Regions from separate parts of the Mus musculus genome. Here region 1 is linked to region 2. The links are chromatin contacts, found by POLR2A ChIA-PET in ENCODE. All regions are on one chromosome and are shown on one strand. Each heading gives the region's core, a stretch centred on a gene start or an enhancer-like site at or near the end of the contact. The rest is flanking DNA. Distances are from core to core; before and after follow the strand shown. Region 1 holds the start of Aldh16a1 (aldehyde dehydrogenase 16 family, member A1). Region 2 holds the start of Prr12 (proline rich 12).

Region 1 (7,665 bases), core at 3,408-5,907, 100 kb before region 2:
CCTCCACCCAGCCAGGTCTCAGCCCCAGGACAGTCATCAGCCCAGATGTGCCCAGATGTGCACAACAGCTTACCCATGACAGGTTCCCAGTGAGCCACTGGCATCCAGGGTCCCCAGCTCCTGGATCCGAGGTCGCTGCTGAGAACGGATGTTCTGCTGTGAGATGGAGCCCAGGAAAGACCGGTACTTCAACATGCGCCATTCTGAAGGTGCAGAGTCAAAGATCACTGAGGTGAACCCTCAGGGAGTGCTCCCAAGTCCACAGAGGCTGGGCCGCCTTCCTGGATACCTCCTGCTGACCATAGCAAGCTTGACTCTAGCGGCCCCTACCCACCTTAGCTCTACTGTTACACAAACACACACTCACACACCCTGCAAGCTCCTGGCCTGGAACCTTCTTGGCTCCACCCTCATTCTAAGAAACGTCACCCGTCCTGAAAGCTAGTCAAGGAAATGCCCGACACACTGGATTCACCTCTCCCAGTGTAGCACCCAAGCCATTCCTGTTCCTTCCTGTTCCTCACCAGGATTTAGCTGTAGGCCATACTTGTCCTCAAGGCCCTCCCTGGCGATGGTGACCACCAGTTCCCGCAAGAAATCACTGTTCTGAGGTGAGAGAAAGATGAGATATGATGGTGGGGGTGGAGCTGGAGGAAGAGCACTGCCCAGCTCTTATCCACCAAACCCCACCTGCATCCTCAGGTAGAAGTTGCTATTGACAGCGACGTCATAGGCAGTACAGCCCTGGCCTTCTGTGGAGACAAACAAGGAATGAGGTCTGCACAACCTCCATAGAACACCCGTAAGGAAAACTTGCCCGTGGACCAGAGACCCAAGACACAGGAAGTGAGAGGCAGCATACACTTTCAGGTCAACTCAGACAAGGTCCTTCTTGGCTCTGGCTCACGTCACCAAAGCTGTCTCTGCTCCTCCCCAGCAGCTCCAAGGACCCCTCACTCTATCCCACCCACTCTAGCAAATGCTCCTTTTTACTCTAGACCCCTGGCTGTCCAGACTTCCAGTCTGTCCATCAACCAGATCACTGTATCCTCCAGACACCAGCCCTTGTCCTCTTTCTAGGTAGCCCAGGCTGGCCTCTAGCTCTCAGCAATTCTCCTGCCTCAGCATCCTAAGAGCTAAGATTGGAAGAGTGAGCAACCATGCCCAGCTCACTTGTCATCTCTGCCTACGACGCTCTTTTGTTTCTGCCTGAGTAACTCTTCAAATCAGACTGGCGCTCCTCCACATAACCCTCTCTGAAGCCTTCTTCAGCCTCAGTGATGAGCCCGGGACATGCCCTCCAGTCCTGGACCACTCACACTGGACCCCCCTAGCTCCCAGTGCTGACTGGAAGCTCCTGAGAAAAGCAATGTTGGGGGAGCAGACTCTGTGTCTTCCGAGGGCACTGACTTGCATCCAGCTCCGCGTGCGGCTCTCCCAGGCTCATGGGGATTCGGAAGCCAGCCTGGTCCTCCTCCAGCATCTGCAGCAGCTCGTCCTCAGTCACGTCGGCCGGGGGAGGGATGGAGGGAGAGTGGCAGATGTTGATGAAAACCTTTCCTTCCGATGAGTTGGTCTTCACACAGAAACCTGCACGAGTACAGTTGTCTTGGCCATCTGTCCCTGGGCTGTCGCGTTCTCACCCACCCTCTCCCTCTTCTGAGACGAGGTCTCTCACTCTATGCTCAGGCTGGCCCCAGACTTGGGACACTTCTGCCTCCTTAGATCACAGGCATTCATTTCTTCCCCTCTTTTAACTACATGCACCTCTTCTGCGTGTGTGTGCATATGTGCAAGCACACCATGGCTGGAATGTGTGATGGCAGCTCTCCTGGGTCACCAGGCTTAGTGACAAGCACCTCTACCCGCTACGCATGGCCCTGCTTTCACACTTTGCCTCTGCCTTCCCGCCTTCCAGTGCTCTCTGCTCCTCTTTCTTTCTCTCTTTCTCTTTTCTTTCTTTCTTTTTTTGTTTGTTTGTTTGTTTTTCAAGACAGGGTTTCTCTGTGTAGCCCTGGCTGTCCTGGAACTCACTTTGTAGACCAGGCTGGCCTCGAACTCAGAAATCCACCTGTCTCTGCCTCCCCAGTATTAGGACTAAAGGTGTGCGCCACCACGCCCGGCTTTCTGCTCCTCTTTCTTATTTTGAATCTCCACTCCCCACTCTGCTCCCTGTGGCCCAGTGTTTGTCAGTGATCTTCCTGTCTGCCTGTCCTTTCACATAACTACTTCTAGGCCTTTGTACCCAGTTATGATCTGTCACCTTCATCCTCTGTGTCTCTTGCCTTCAGCTTCTACTGACCCTCTCTCAGGGTCTCCCATCCTCCCTGAGACATCCTTCCTTCCTACCTACCTACCTAGACACAGACATTCCTGTCTACATCTGTTTCTCACCAGGCTTTGGCTGGATCTGTGTAGAGTCTGGCCTGGCTGTCTGGGCTTGCTGGAGCTCTTTGGAAGCCTGTGGGGACAAAAGTAAACCATCCAGGATGTATCTGCAAAGTCAACCCCTTCCTCTGCTCCTCAAACGTCAGTAGGAGAACTCAGGACAGCTCAGGCTCGATCACATGGGGTACTATGCAGTCTATGCCCCCTTTTATTTTTACAAGAACTCCCAAGATCACCCCAACTCCATTTCATTTAGAACCTAGGAAACCTGAGGCAAACAACTACAATCCCCACAGGCCTCACTGCTGCCATGGGGCACTCTGGGAACTGAAGCCACATCTCTGAGTGCCAATTAATAATAGATTCTTAAATACCCAGGTTCCCACCAGTCTAGTCAGCCCGCACCTTCAGCAGCAGCTCCTGAAACCGCACCGTCTCTTCACCCATCGACTCTGTGTCGCTTAGTTCTGGTGCCAAAAACGTCGAGTCCGCCATGGCCCTAGGAAAAAGTCCTAGGCGTCCAAAAACGTGAAGAACGTTTCGCAGATAAGCGAAGCTAGCCTACTGTAGGGTCACAGCTGATTCGTTTGCGTGTGTGTGTGTGTGTGTGTGTGTGTGTGTGTGTGTGTTCGATATAGGGCTTCTCTGTGCAGCCTTTCCTGGCTGCCCTGGAATGCTTTGTAGACCAGGCTGGCCTCGAATCCTGCCTATGCCTCCAAAGTGCTGGGATTAAAGGCATGCACCATTACCTCCCGACCAGGACCAGTGAGTACACCCAGGCCTCCACCCAGAATCCCAAAATTTGTCCTGAGAATGGTCTACAGTTCCATTACGATGAAGGCTCCGTTCTCAAGTCGGCTGGGTATCTTGATAGGTCCTGTTTGGCCAATGCATAAATGAAAGCCACACTTCCGGCGTCTGTATAACTAAGGAACTGAAGTAGCCACCGTTAAGCCCACCTCAGCGCCCTTCATCCAAAGCAGGCACCTACAGGGACCACTTGTATGAAAGAGCTGAAGCCACGCCCTCCTAGCCAACCAATCAAAAGTAAGGACTGAGGAGGCCTGCGAAATGACACACTTCCTGAATCAATAAAACCTACATATCTGCCCTTCCCAAACCTCAGAGGTTACAGTACAGAAAGGATTGCCACTCTGAGAACTTTAGTATCTCCTGCTCTTGTCTATCATGAGTTAGGCTCTGGGTCTGATCCCACTCAACACACACCCAGTCTCAATGCTATTAATCGCCCTTTTTTGAACATAATTAATGTTTTTGCTTATAAAGAAGTTATAGAGGCAGAGGAGGCTGGAGAGATAGTTAAACGGCAGAGTGCTGACTGCTCTTCCAGAAGAGGAGAGTTCGATTCCCAACACCCAGATTGCGACTAACAAAGCCCTGTAACTCCAGTTCTAGGGGGATCTGTCGCCTCCTCTTCTGGCCTCCTGGGGAACTGCATGTACATGATGCACAGACAAGCAGGCAAAATACTCATGCACATAACAATAATCTTTGTTTGCTTCTTTTAAAGAAAGAAAAGCATTTGGGGTGGAGAGAAGGCTCAGCAATTAAGAACACATGTTATTTTTGGAGATGTCTGGGGTTAAGCTCCAAACAGCCACAACTGTCATGAGGCTCTCTCCAGCCCAGCGGCTGCATCGCCCTCTTCTGGGCTCCACAGGCACTGCAGACACATAGTGCAAAGACATACCTCAGGGCTGGGCGTGGTGGCGCACGCCTTTAATCCCAGCACTCCGGAAGCAGAGGCAGGCGGATTTCTGAGTTCGAGGCCAGCCTGGTCTACAAAGTGAGTTCCAGGAGAGCCAGGGCTACACAGAGTACATACAAAGAAAGATAAATATTTTTTTAGCCAAGTGTGCTGGCACACGCCTCTAATACCAGCACTCGGGAGGCGGAGATAGGTGGGTCTGTGAGTTGAAGCCAGCCGGGTCTACATAGTTAGATCCAGGGCCTCCAGAGCTCACAGTGAGACTCTGTCTGAAAAACAAAATAAAACAAAACAACGAAAATCTATTTTTTCTAAAGAGTCAAAGTGACAATAGCCGAAGGCCTTCTGCCAGTGCGGGACCCCACCCACCCACCCAACCATGTCTGTTCTCCCCGAAACTACATTTCCCAGCATCCGCCCATAGGCCGCATCGCGCGGCTCTAAAGTAGGCGGGTCACGTCCTATATAGCTCGCTTCCGGGCCCTACGGTTGGCCCCGCCCCTTTGATTGGAGTGGGCGGTGCCGCCCTTCGGACCTCCAAGTTCCTCTAGGTAGACCGTCCAGCAATCCCTCGCGGAAGGCTCCGGGAGAGCGATGGCGGCTACGCGTGTACAGCCCAGTACCCGGGAGATTTTCACGACGCTGGAGTACGGACCGGTGCCGGAGAGCCACGCATGCGCACTGGTGAGGGCTTGCCCCGCGGCCGCTGCTGCCTCCGAGTCCTCTCGGCCGCTTGGGGCGCGCGGGCTCCCGTCATCCACTGCGGCCTTCTCGGAAGCCCCGCCCCTCTGAGCGCGTGATTTCCCCTACAGTGCGGAAGCCTGGGCTGGGCGGCTGGCGGTGGGCGGCGATGGTTGTCCTCGCGGTTTTCGTTTACGGTCCCGAACGCCGCCGTAGTGTTTCCCCAGGACCCTTCAGGAACGGGTGGTCACTAAATCCCCATACCTCTCGCGGTCCTCCTGAGTCTTCACCTTGCTAGATCGTGGTTCCTTGTGGCCCCCGGCACTTTGGAGGCTCGCGGGAACGTTTAGAACCTCAAGTTCGTTTAGAACCCCAAGTTCGTCCAAAACTTGCTATGACTGCTCCCCTTGTTTCAATATCCTTACGGTGCTCTGTGATCTCCTGCCCCTTCGAACGTCATCTGAGTTCTCTTGACCCTCCTAGCCCATCCTATTCTCATTCTCCCTCTCCCCCTCCCAAGTTTAGTGGATTTCTTTGGGAGATTTTCCTGTTTTCGTACTTCATTTATATTATTCCTTTAGAGCCTCCTGGCCCAAGGCTCCAGAACCCTCTTGCAGCCTCATCGGAATGTGGTAGGGTTCCTGGGATTTTCTTTAAAACCAAGGACCAATCAGAATGCCCAGGGTCCCAGAAATTCTTCCAGCATCCAAGCAGGTATTAGGAGGTTGTAGAGTCTTTAGACTCTTAAGAGGAGTCACCACACTACAAAAGGACTCCAGCTTTGGAGGGACAGCATAAAACACTCTATAAAGTTTAGAGTGTTGATCCCAAAGATACAAGGAGAAAGATCACTGACCCGAAATCATCACGGCCAAAGTAATTTAAGCAAGTAATTAATTAAGCTAGCTTTTTTTTGAGGACACAAGCTGCCTCCCCAATAAGCTTTGGTTCTAGAAGTCAGTCCTGGATGTGAGAAAGACAAGGTTTTTATATATAGTTTGTGGATAGGGGGATTTGGCCACCAAAATAGTTGAGGTTACAGGAGCAGAACATACACATTATAATAACCTTCTGTAGTAAAGACATTATTGCAAGGTGTTCCTAAAATGGTAGCCATAACAACCTTTTGAAACAAAGGTAGGGTTGCAAAACAATTATAATATCTTTTTAAGGGCTGGTGAGATGGCTCAGTAGGTAAGAGCACCCGACTGCTCTTCCAAAGGTCCAGAGTTCAAATCCCAGCAACCACATGGTGGCTCACAACCATCCTATAACGAGATATGATGCCCTCTTCTGGAGTGTCTGAAGACAGCTACAGTGTACTTACATATAATAAATAATAAATAAATCTTTTAAAAATATATATCTTTTTAAAACCAAGACATGGTTGAAGTTTTCTGGAACAGGCAGTGCAGAACCATTTGTACTTAAGGTTACAGGTGGGACATAACCCAATCTTGAGAAACAGGTTTAATCAGAAACAGGAAAGAAGCTAGTTTGTCTTTAAGAGGCTTTCAAGCCTAAGATGGAGGCAGACTGGTTCATCAAGAGATGTCACCAAGATGCTGGTTAAGAGTCGGATCCCGGGCTGGTGAGATGGCTCAGTGGGTAAGAGCACCCGACTGCTCTTCCGAAGGTCCGGAGTTCAAATCCCAGCAACCACATGGTGGCTCACAACCATCCGTAACAAAATCTGACTCCCTCTTCTGGAGTGTCTGAAGACAGCGACAGTGTACCTATATATAATAAATAAATAAAATCTTTAAAAAAAAAAAAAAAGAGTCGGATCCCGCTGGCAGTGGTGACGCACATCTTTAATCCCAGCACTTGGGAGGAGGCAGAGGCAGGTGGATTTCTGAGTTCGAGGCCAGCCTGGTCTACAGAGTGAGTTCCAGGACAGCCAGGGCTACACAGAGAAACCCTGTCTCAAAAAAACAAAAAAATCAAACAAACAAAAAAAGGATAGGATAGATTCTGGACTCTGCTGACAGGGATGCTACGAATCCATCATAATGAGATGGAGCCTAGTGTTGCCTGGACAGACAATTGCAGTGGAGACTCCAACCAGGGAGATGCCAGTTAAAAGGTACTGGACTGTTGGAGTAACTAAAACTATAGATCCAGGTGAGAGGATTTGGGACAATTCAGAGACCCCAGCTGGAAGCTGGTTAGAGGCAGTGTGCCTCTAAGTAGCAATAATAGACTGAAGGCTGGGATTGATAGATGGACTGTGCCAACCTCTGCTAAGTACGATTTTACTTAATCCTCAGAACGTCAGAGAGGGGATTATTTCTGTTCTTTTAGTGACAGAACACAAGGCTAATGAGGGAAGTAATTTTGTCCATAGTACACAGAGCTTAAAGGAGTTTGGATATGGTGGGCAAACCAGTAATCCCAGCATGTGGAAGGCCAAGGCAGGAGAGTTACAAGTTCCAAATCAGCTAAGCAGTCTCAAAAAATGAAAGAGCTGGGCCTGTCACCACGCCTTGGATTCTGGTGTGCCCCCCACCAATCAGTTGCCCCCATTACTCCAACAAAGGTCTCAGGTTTACACTCTATGGGCACCTCAACCAGAAAACATGTTTGTTTTCTTTGGCTTGAGCTTTGTTTTGGAAAAGTCATTTTATTGTACAATTAATTCCATCTAAACATCCTGGATACCAATTTCTCTTGAAAATAAAATTCCAAAGTTTGGCGACCGTTTGGCTCCAGTTCCCTGACAGAATTCATCTGGAACCAATTGTCTTGGCTACTTTGGGAAAGCTCTTGGTGTCCAATAGGCCCGTGGCCTGCCAGGACCCCGTTGACATTCTTGTGGGAGTTTGTTTTCCGTCTTTTCCACAGCAGTTGATGTTAGGAACTCCCAT
Region 2 (7,110 bases), core at 2,484-4,983:
GTGGGTCACAATCCCATTCTGCAGCCCAGGAAACAGAGGCTCTGAGAAAGCAGTCTTCTTCATTGCCTGAAGCCCCAGGAGCTAGAAGGGGCCTCAGATCCGCTTTGCTTCTCAGCCCATGCCCTCTGGAAAAGGGATTGAGAAGGTGGTAGTACTGAATCACTGGCACCCTCTGCCCACAGGGCGTGGACGGGTGGATGTTGCAGGCCTGGCGGTGGGACTGACCTCTGGGATCCTCCTCATTGTCTTGGCCGGCTTGGGAGCCTTTTGGTATCTGCATTATCGACGGCGCCGCCTCAGAGGCCAGGAGTCCTGTCTGCAAGAGTAAGGAGTCCTCTAGGAGAAGGGGGAGGAAAGTGGGAGGGAGACAGCTTGTTTGGAGGAGGAGGACTAAAGCTTGGGACAGGAGACCAATGATGAAGAGGCTGGAGCCACAGCCTATGGAGAGTAGGCTGCCATTCCTGTTGGTCTGCTCAGCAAGCACTGGCTCTTTTGGCAATTGATACCTGTCAGTCGTTTGAGTGCCAGGTTTCAGTGAAGTCATCACTGGATAAAAACTGCAAGTGGCAGGCAGGCGTGGTGGCACAGGCCCTCGATCCCAACACTTGGGAAGCAAAGGCAGGCGGATCTTTGAGTTAGAGGCCAGCCTGGTCTACAGAGCAAGTTCCAGGACAGCTAGGGCTACACAGAGAAAAACAAACGAAAAGGCAGCTGATGGGGCTGAGTAGGCTGTGGTCCATAGCTGTCTGTGGCATGGTCTTTCTCATGGGTACAAATCACAGCAAGTTTTTTTTGTTTTGTTTTGTTTTGTTTTGTTTTTTCGAGACAGGGTTTCTCTGTGTAGCCTGGCTGTCCTGGAACTCACTTTGTAGACCAGGCTGGCCTCGAACTCAGAAATCCGCCTGCCTCTGCCTCTCAAGTGCTGGGATTAAAGGCGTGCACCACCACTGCCCGGCTTTTTATTTTTATTTTAAAAATTTTTTTTACAGCAAGTGTTTGTATGCGCTGGGAGTAGTCTATGGATTTCAGACTAGCAGAGGCTCACAGGGTGCCTCATAGTGGTAGCTGGGGATCATGGTGCTTCCAGCACCTGGGAGGCAGAGGCAGGAAGATCTAAAGTGTTCAAAACCTCTTCATTATAATGTGAATTCAAGGATAACCTGGGTAACTTATGGAGAAGCCTCCTCAAAATAAAATGTAGAAAGAACAGTGAGGGTGTAGATGGGTAGTGGACTGCCCATGTAAAGACTACCCATGAAAGGATGGACCTAGAGTGCCCTGGGTCCTGAGTAGGGGAAGGCCCATTAAGATTGCTTAGTGGGGCCAGGGGCAGTGGTGGCATGTGCCTTTAATCCGAGCTCTTGGGAGGAAGAGGCAGGTGGATTTCTGAGTTCGAGGCTAGCCTGGTCTACAGAGTGAGTTCCAGGATAGCCAGGTCTACACAGAGAAACCCTGTCTCGAAAAACCAGATTAAAACAAAACAAACAGATTGCTCCCAAACTTGACAACCACATAGGGACCCACATAGTGAAAGGAGACACACTCACTTGTGTTGTCCTCTTTTATTTGTGTGTGGGGATATGTGCACACACAGAGAATATATAACTGCAATTTAAATATCAAAATACAATATTAAGAGAATGGGTTTGGAAGCTGGGCATGCAGCTCACACATGCAGTCCCAGTGCTTGGGAGGCTGGGCAGAAGGACTGTTCCAAGTTCTAAAGCCAGCCCAGGAGACCTTGCGGGGGGGGGGGGGGGGGTAGAGACTGGGTTTGGGAAATTTTGGGACTAAATGTTTCTGTGTTGTGTTCGTGTCTGTGTGGACCTCCTGAGCTTGGTCTTGTCTGTTCTTGTTGTCTGTCCTGATGTTTCTCTGTTACCCTGGGGCACCTGTTTCTGTGGATGAGAGTACACATCCAGGTTCATGTCCATGTCCATCAGGGTGTCCTTTGAGGCACTTTTCTGGGCCATCTCTCTTACACCTCTGAAGGTCTTGTAGGTTTCTTTCTTTTTTTGTGTGTTTTTGTTTTGTTTTTTTATGAGACAGGGTTTCTCTGTGTAGCCCTGGCTGTCCTGGAACTCACTCTGTAGACCAGGCTGGCCTCGAACTCAGAAATCCCCATGCCTCTGCCTCCCAAATGCTGGGATTAAAGGCGTGTGTGCCAACACCTCCCGACTGTAGGTTTCTTTTTATTCGTTTCTTTTAAAGTTTTCTTTTATGTGCCTGGTGCCGTCAAAGATCAGAAGAGGGTGTCGGCTCCTCCAGGACTGGAGTTACAGATGGTTGTGAGCAGCCATGTGGGTGCTGGAATTGGAACCTGGGTCCTCAGCAAGTTCAGCAAGTGTTTTAACCGCTGACCCCCTTGTCTCCAACTATAATGTAGGTTTTATACTAACCACACTTTTTCTGTTTCCAGGACCGGGCTCATCATCCCCTTGAGTCCTCAGACGCCTCAATCTCCACCCTTGCCCCCAGGCCTTCCCACCTATGAGCAGGCTTTAGCAGCCTCCGGGGTGCACGACGCACCTCCGCCCCCTTACTCCAGGTATGAGGCGGGGCTTCTGCCTGGGTGGTGCCAGAGGGAGGGGGGGGGAGAGGCAACGCGTGGGAGGGGCGTGTCCCCAAGGGCAGGGCTTGGTGCTTAGGAAAACCTACATAGGGCGGAGCTTGCAGGGGAGGGCGGACCCTACGCAATTGTCTATAGGGGCGTGGATCAGCCTTGCAAGAGTGCAGCTTTTGAGGAAGGTGGGGCTTGTGCCTACAGGATTGAGGATTGGCTGAGGCACCAAGGGCGGGTCGGTGTAGGCTCGGTGGAGGGGGCGGCTGGGATGTTTGACTCTGCACTCCCAACCCCCATCCCCGATAGCCTCAGAAGGCCTCACTGAAGACCTGCTTGCAGCGCGGGCTCCCTGAACTGTGCCCCTGATTCATAGCGGATTCCGGAAGTCGCCAGCTTCTTCGACGACTGGGCTTCAGTGTGTCCGTGGGGGAGTCAGGGTCGTCGGACCCGAGGTCTACCATGACACACGTGTTTCCGCCGGGCACGCATACACGCACGTCCCTGACCATCCTGTTGCCGAGTTGGTGCCCCCGGCCCTCCAGTGACCCCCCCCCACACTTCGTCTGAGCAGTGGCCCTGCCTCAGAATGGGCAGACCTTTTAGGAAACTCGGATCAGACGTGACTCGGCTGTCACTCCACTGGTGCCGCGGGGCACGTACGCGCAGGGAACCAGGCCCTTGCACACGCCTGACTTCGTGTATTTCCCCAGTCGGGCACATGGGCGGTTTGTAATCCAGTATAAAGGTGGGGGGCGCATTTGCAATGTGCTGTAAGCGGGGTGTCACGCTTGTGTTGCACCCGGGTAAATGGAGTTGATCTGAGCTGCCCTCTGCTTAAAAACCCTTTGGGAAAGGAAGGGGGGATGGAAGAAATAAAAAATTGAAACAATGAGAAAAAAATAAAAATGCAAAAGAACTGAGCCCCCTTTCTGGGCGCATTTGCGCGCGGTGGAACTGAATCTCTGTGTACAGGCGCTGTGCCCTACACCCCCAGGCTCCGCTGGTGCGCTCGCGCTCACTCGCTTACCCCCCCCCCCCGCCTCCCAGGCTCCGCTAGTGCTCGCTCGCGCTCTCTCTCTCTCTTTTTTTTTTTTTTTTACATTTGCACGGGATTGTGGGAGGAAGCGGAGCGCAGCCAGACACCCCGCCGCCCGCCCCCCTTCCCCTCCCCCCTCCCCCTGCCGCCTTGTGCAAAGATGGCTGCACCGTGAGCGCAGAGGAGGAGGAGGTGGCGGCGGCGGAGGCGAAAGAGCGAGCACCCAGCGCCCGCACCCACTCCGGGGCCGTCCGGGACGCCCCCTCCGGAGCGCGCGTCCCCTTCTCTCTTGCAAGCGCCGGGGCAAAGGCGGAGACAGCGGGGTCCCTCCTCCCCCCTTTCCCTCCTCCAGGGGGAACCCCCCCTCCTTGGCTCAGCGGCTGCACCCCTCCTTTGCCCGCCCCTCCGTCCCTGCCCCCTCCCTCCCCCGCCCGGGGCCTTCCCGGGCCTTCGGTGGCCGCAAAGAAAAAAAAAGAGAAAGGGAGGAAAAAAAGCAGCGGAGGGAGCGGCGGCGGAGGAGAGCGCGCGCGCTCCCCCTCCTTTCCCCCTCCCTCCCCCTCCCCCCAATTTCCACCGCGGCCAATTCATGGACAGGAACTACCCCAGCGCCGGCTTCGGGGACCCGCTCGGCGCCGGGGCGGGATGGAGTTACGAGAGGTCAGCGAAAGCTAGGTAAGGAGCTGAGGGGGACCTAGAGAAATGGGCCAAGAGGTGGGGGGATTCCTGCCTGGCCTGGGCCTGGGGCCCGCTCGGCAACGCGTGCATCGCCAACTCCCCCTCCGATTTTTGCAAGGGAGCGGCCTTCTTTGGGTTTGTAACAACGCCGCCGCCCCAGTTTGCAAATTGCAAACTCCGCCAAAGCCAGCTCCTGCTTGCAAAAGAGAGAAACGAAGCAGGCAAGGCGCAAAAACAAATTCGAACCGGGAAGGCCTTGGGAAGATGGGAAGGGTTGGCGAAGCAAGGCCTGGACTTGCCCCCCATCTTTGGATTCCCGGCGTGCTGACCCCTCCCCCCGGGCGCCCCTGGCTCTGCAACTGCAAAGGTGGGAGGAAAAGAGAATCAGCTCGCAGACCTGGGGGGCTGCACCCCCTCCCAGGTCCTATTGTTCCGGGGCTGCAGGAGGCCGGGCCACTCGGTCCCTCCCCCCTCCAAGAAATTCCCCGCGCAGAGTGGGCAAGGGGCCCCGCCCCCTTCTTAAACTAGAATTCTGTGTGTTTGGGGGGGTCCTGAGATTAGGGACACGCCCCCTTCTGCTCCCCACCTTGCTCAAAGCTGTGAATCCTGGTTGATGGCGCGCTGTTTGCCCTCTGGTGCAAGGCCACGGATTTGGGCCCTTTCTGGAACAGAGTCGTGTCTCTTCCCCGTTTGTGTTTGTGTGTGTGAGCGTGGGCCCTGTGCACGCGTGGCTAGCCGCGTGTTCACCCGTGAACCTGCCTCTTGTAGTTTAATCTGTGTCCTCACTCTTCACCTGCCCTTCACCCTCCTCCCCCTCCACACTTAGCTTTCCCCAGCGTGTATAAATTTTTAGAGTGGGACTTCACACTCGGGACCTTTTCTTTTGCACGGGTGAATTGAACTCCTGTTTGTACACGCATCTGGCTTCACTTAGGCCGGTGCATTTGAACCTCAGCCCCTAGGGATGCAACGAATTCGTGTCAGGACTTGTACCTGGGACTTTCCCTGTGTCCTGTCCCCTCCCCACCTTCTCCCCTTGCCATTTGGGACACAAGCTACCTCCTGCTCCTGGCCTGGCTGGATTCCTTTCCTAATTCAGGGTCCGTGTCGTTTCAGCGGGTCTTGGGTTGTCCGTGCGTCCTTGCAGTGTTGGACCTTTCGTTCTGTTGTGGCATGGGAGGACTTCAAGGGAGGACCACACCTTTCACGTTGACTATTTGCTTCCCCTGACTTTCTCCGTCCCCAGTGTGTCCTCGCATGCCCGTGTTTGCAAACGTGGGACTCTTAAGTGCTCCAGAATGACATTTTTTAACCCCCTCCCCCGCCATGGGATGACTGGATTCCCTAGTGTTATCTCTGGGTTCTTTGGAGTAACACCTCCATTCAGTTGAGAAGCCCCTCCTAGCCCCCTTCCCAGAGGATAGCTTGAGAGAATACTCTGACATCTCTCTCTTGCTCCCAGCTTGGTCTACGGCAGCTCCCGGACTTCCCACCCAGAAACCGACATCTTGCATCGCCAGGCCTATGCGGCCCCCCACCCACTACAAAGCTATGCCACCAACCACCACCCTGCAGGTATGGGCTCCCATCCTGGAGGGCTGGGGCAAGTCTGCCCTTTAAGATATCTGATTGGTTGCTGAAAGTTCCGCCCCTGCTAATTGGCCTTGCTCTGGGTCCTGGACCTCTTTTTGCCACTTCTCCTCTGATTGGTTGCCTCTGAGGCCTTATCTCACGCCGGATTTGTCAGGCCCGTCATGGCTCCGCCCCTCTGCCTCCTATTGGCTGTTACCCATCAGGGCCCCCCCCCCCAAATCCCACCTTCTCTTCCAGGCTTTTCCTTTCCCTCCAGCCCACCCCTAGTCTTTTCTTTCCCCGTGGGATTCTCTTGGCTGGTCGTCTCCTTTTTCTTTCCTATTGACTCCAGTTATTTAGCCCTCCCCCTTTTGCTTAGAGTAACCTCATCCCCCACCTTGTCCTTGCTGCCCACACCTCTGAATTTTAAATCGGTGCAGTCTGCCCAGGCTGCCCTTGTTGTCCCCTTCCCTGTTTTCTGACTCTTGCCCTTTTTTTTCCCCTTCCTCTTTTGAATTTTCTTTGGTACTTCTGAGGTGCTGGAAATCCCACCCTGAGCCTTCTATAGCCTCATAGCCTCACACCCCCCCCCCCCCCGCCCATTCCTTTCTTTCTTTATTTTAATAAGTGCGATAGGCTCTCTTGGAGTTACTCAGATTGTCTCTGAAGGTCTGATCCTCCTGCCTCAGCCTCCTGAAAACTGCGTTGACGGGCACTGCGTCCATTTGCTTGCCTTTGGCTCCTCCCTCCAGTCCTCCTCTGAACTGAACCTGGTTTAGTGCTTTTCCCATCCGTCTGTCTCACCCCAGCCACTACCCTCTTCTTGGCTGATTCGTTCACTTATCCATTGTCAGGCCTCTCTGGACTTTTTGACACTGGCCTCCACCACGCGGGCTCAGCAGGGCCCGACGCCTCCGTCATGAACCTCATCTCGGCCCTGGAGTCTCGGGGCCCCCAGCCTGGCCCTTCCGCCTCCTCTCTCCTTTCCCAGTTCCGAAGCCCTTCCTGGCAGACAGGTAAGTGCTATTTCCAGCGGGCTGGAGAAGGGCTGTCTCGTGGTCCGCTCTGACCAATGGTCTTCTTCATCCCTAGCCATGCACACACCGGGCCCCACGGAACTCTTCATCTCTGGTGCCCTCCCAGGTTCCAGCACCTTCCCGTCTTCCTCTGCCCTGTCTGCCTACCAGCACCCGGCTTCCTTCGGCAGCCGCCCCTTCCCAGTGCCCTCATCCCTCAGCCTCCAGGATCCACCCTTCAGTCCTCC

Evidence for each region. ChIA-PET counts read pairs that join two places held with the same protein, here RNA polymerase II (POLR2A).
Region 1: POLR2A ChIA-PET joins it to region 2 with 10 read pairs in embryonic stem cell. The contact joins the promoter of Aldh16a1 here to the promoter of Prr12 in region 2. POLR2A ChIA-PET finds 5 or more read pairs at or near these places in 3 of 5 experiments (Patski and embryonic stem cell).

The regions. Positions count from the first base shown.
Region 1 is chr7:45,151,528-45,159,192 of GRCm38, reverse strand. Aldh16a1 (aldehyde dehydrogenase 16 family, member A1) reads left to right here and starts at 4,657. Exons shown (of 17, transcript NM_145954.2): 1 at 4,657-4,801. The coding sequence starts at 4,712. It overlaps Pih1d1 (PIH1 domain containing 1), which reads right to left and starts at 4,890. Exons shown (of 10, transcript NM_029406.4): 1 at 4,653-4,890; 2 at 2,794-2,887; 3 at 2,395-2,461; 4 at 1,411-1,590; 5 at 691-752; 6 at 525-606; 7 at 74-203. The coding sequence starts at 2,883.
Region 2 is chr7:45,049,957-45,057,066 of GRCm38, reverse strand. It overlaps Prr12 (proline rich 12), which reads left to right and starts at 3,733. Exons shown (of 14, transcript NM_175022.3): 1 at 3,733-4,271; 2 at 5,737-5,849; 3 at 6,701-6,862; 4 at 6,939-7,110. The coding sequence starts at 4,186. It overlaps Prrg2 (proline-rich Gla (G-carboxyglutamic acid) polypeptide 2), which reads left to right. Exons shown (of 7, transcript NM_022999.1): 5 at 183-324; 6 at 2,420-2,548; 7 at 2,870-3,463. The coding sequence ends at 2,888.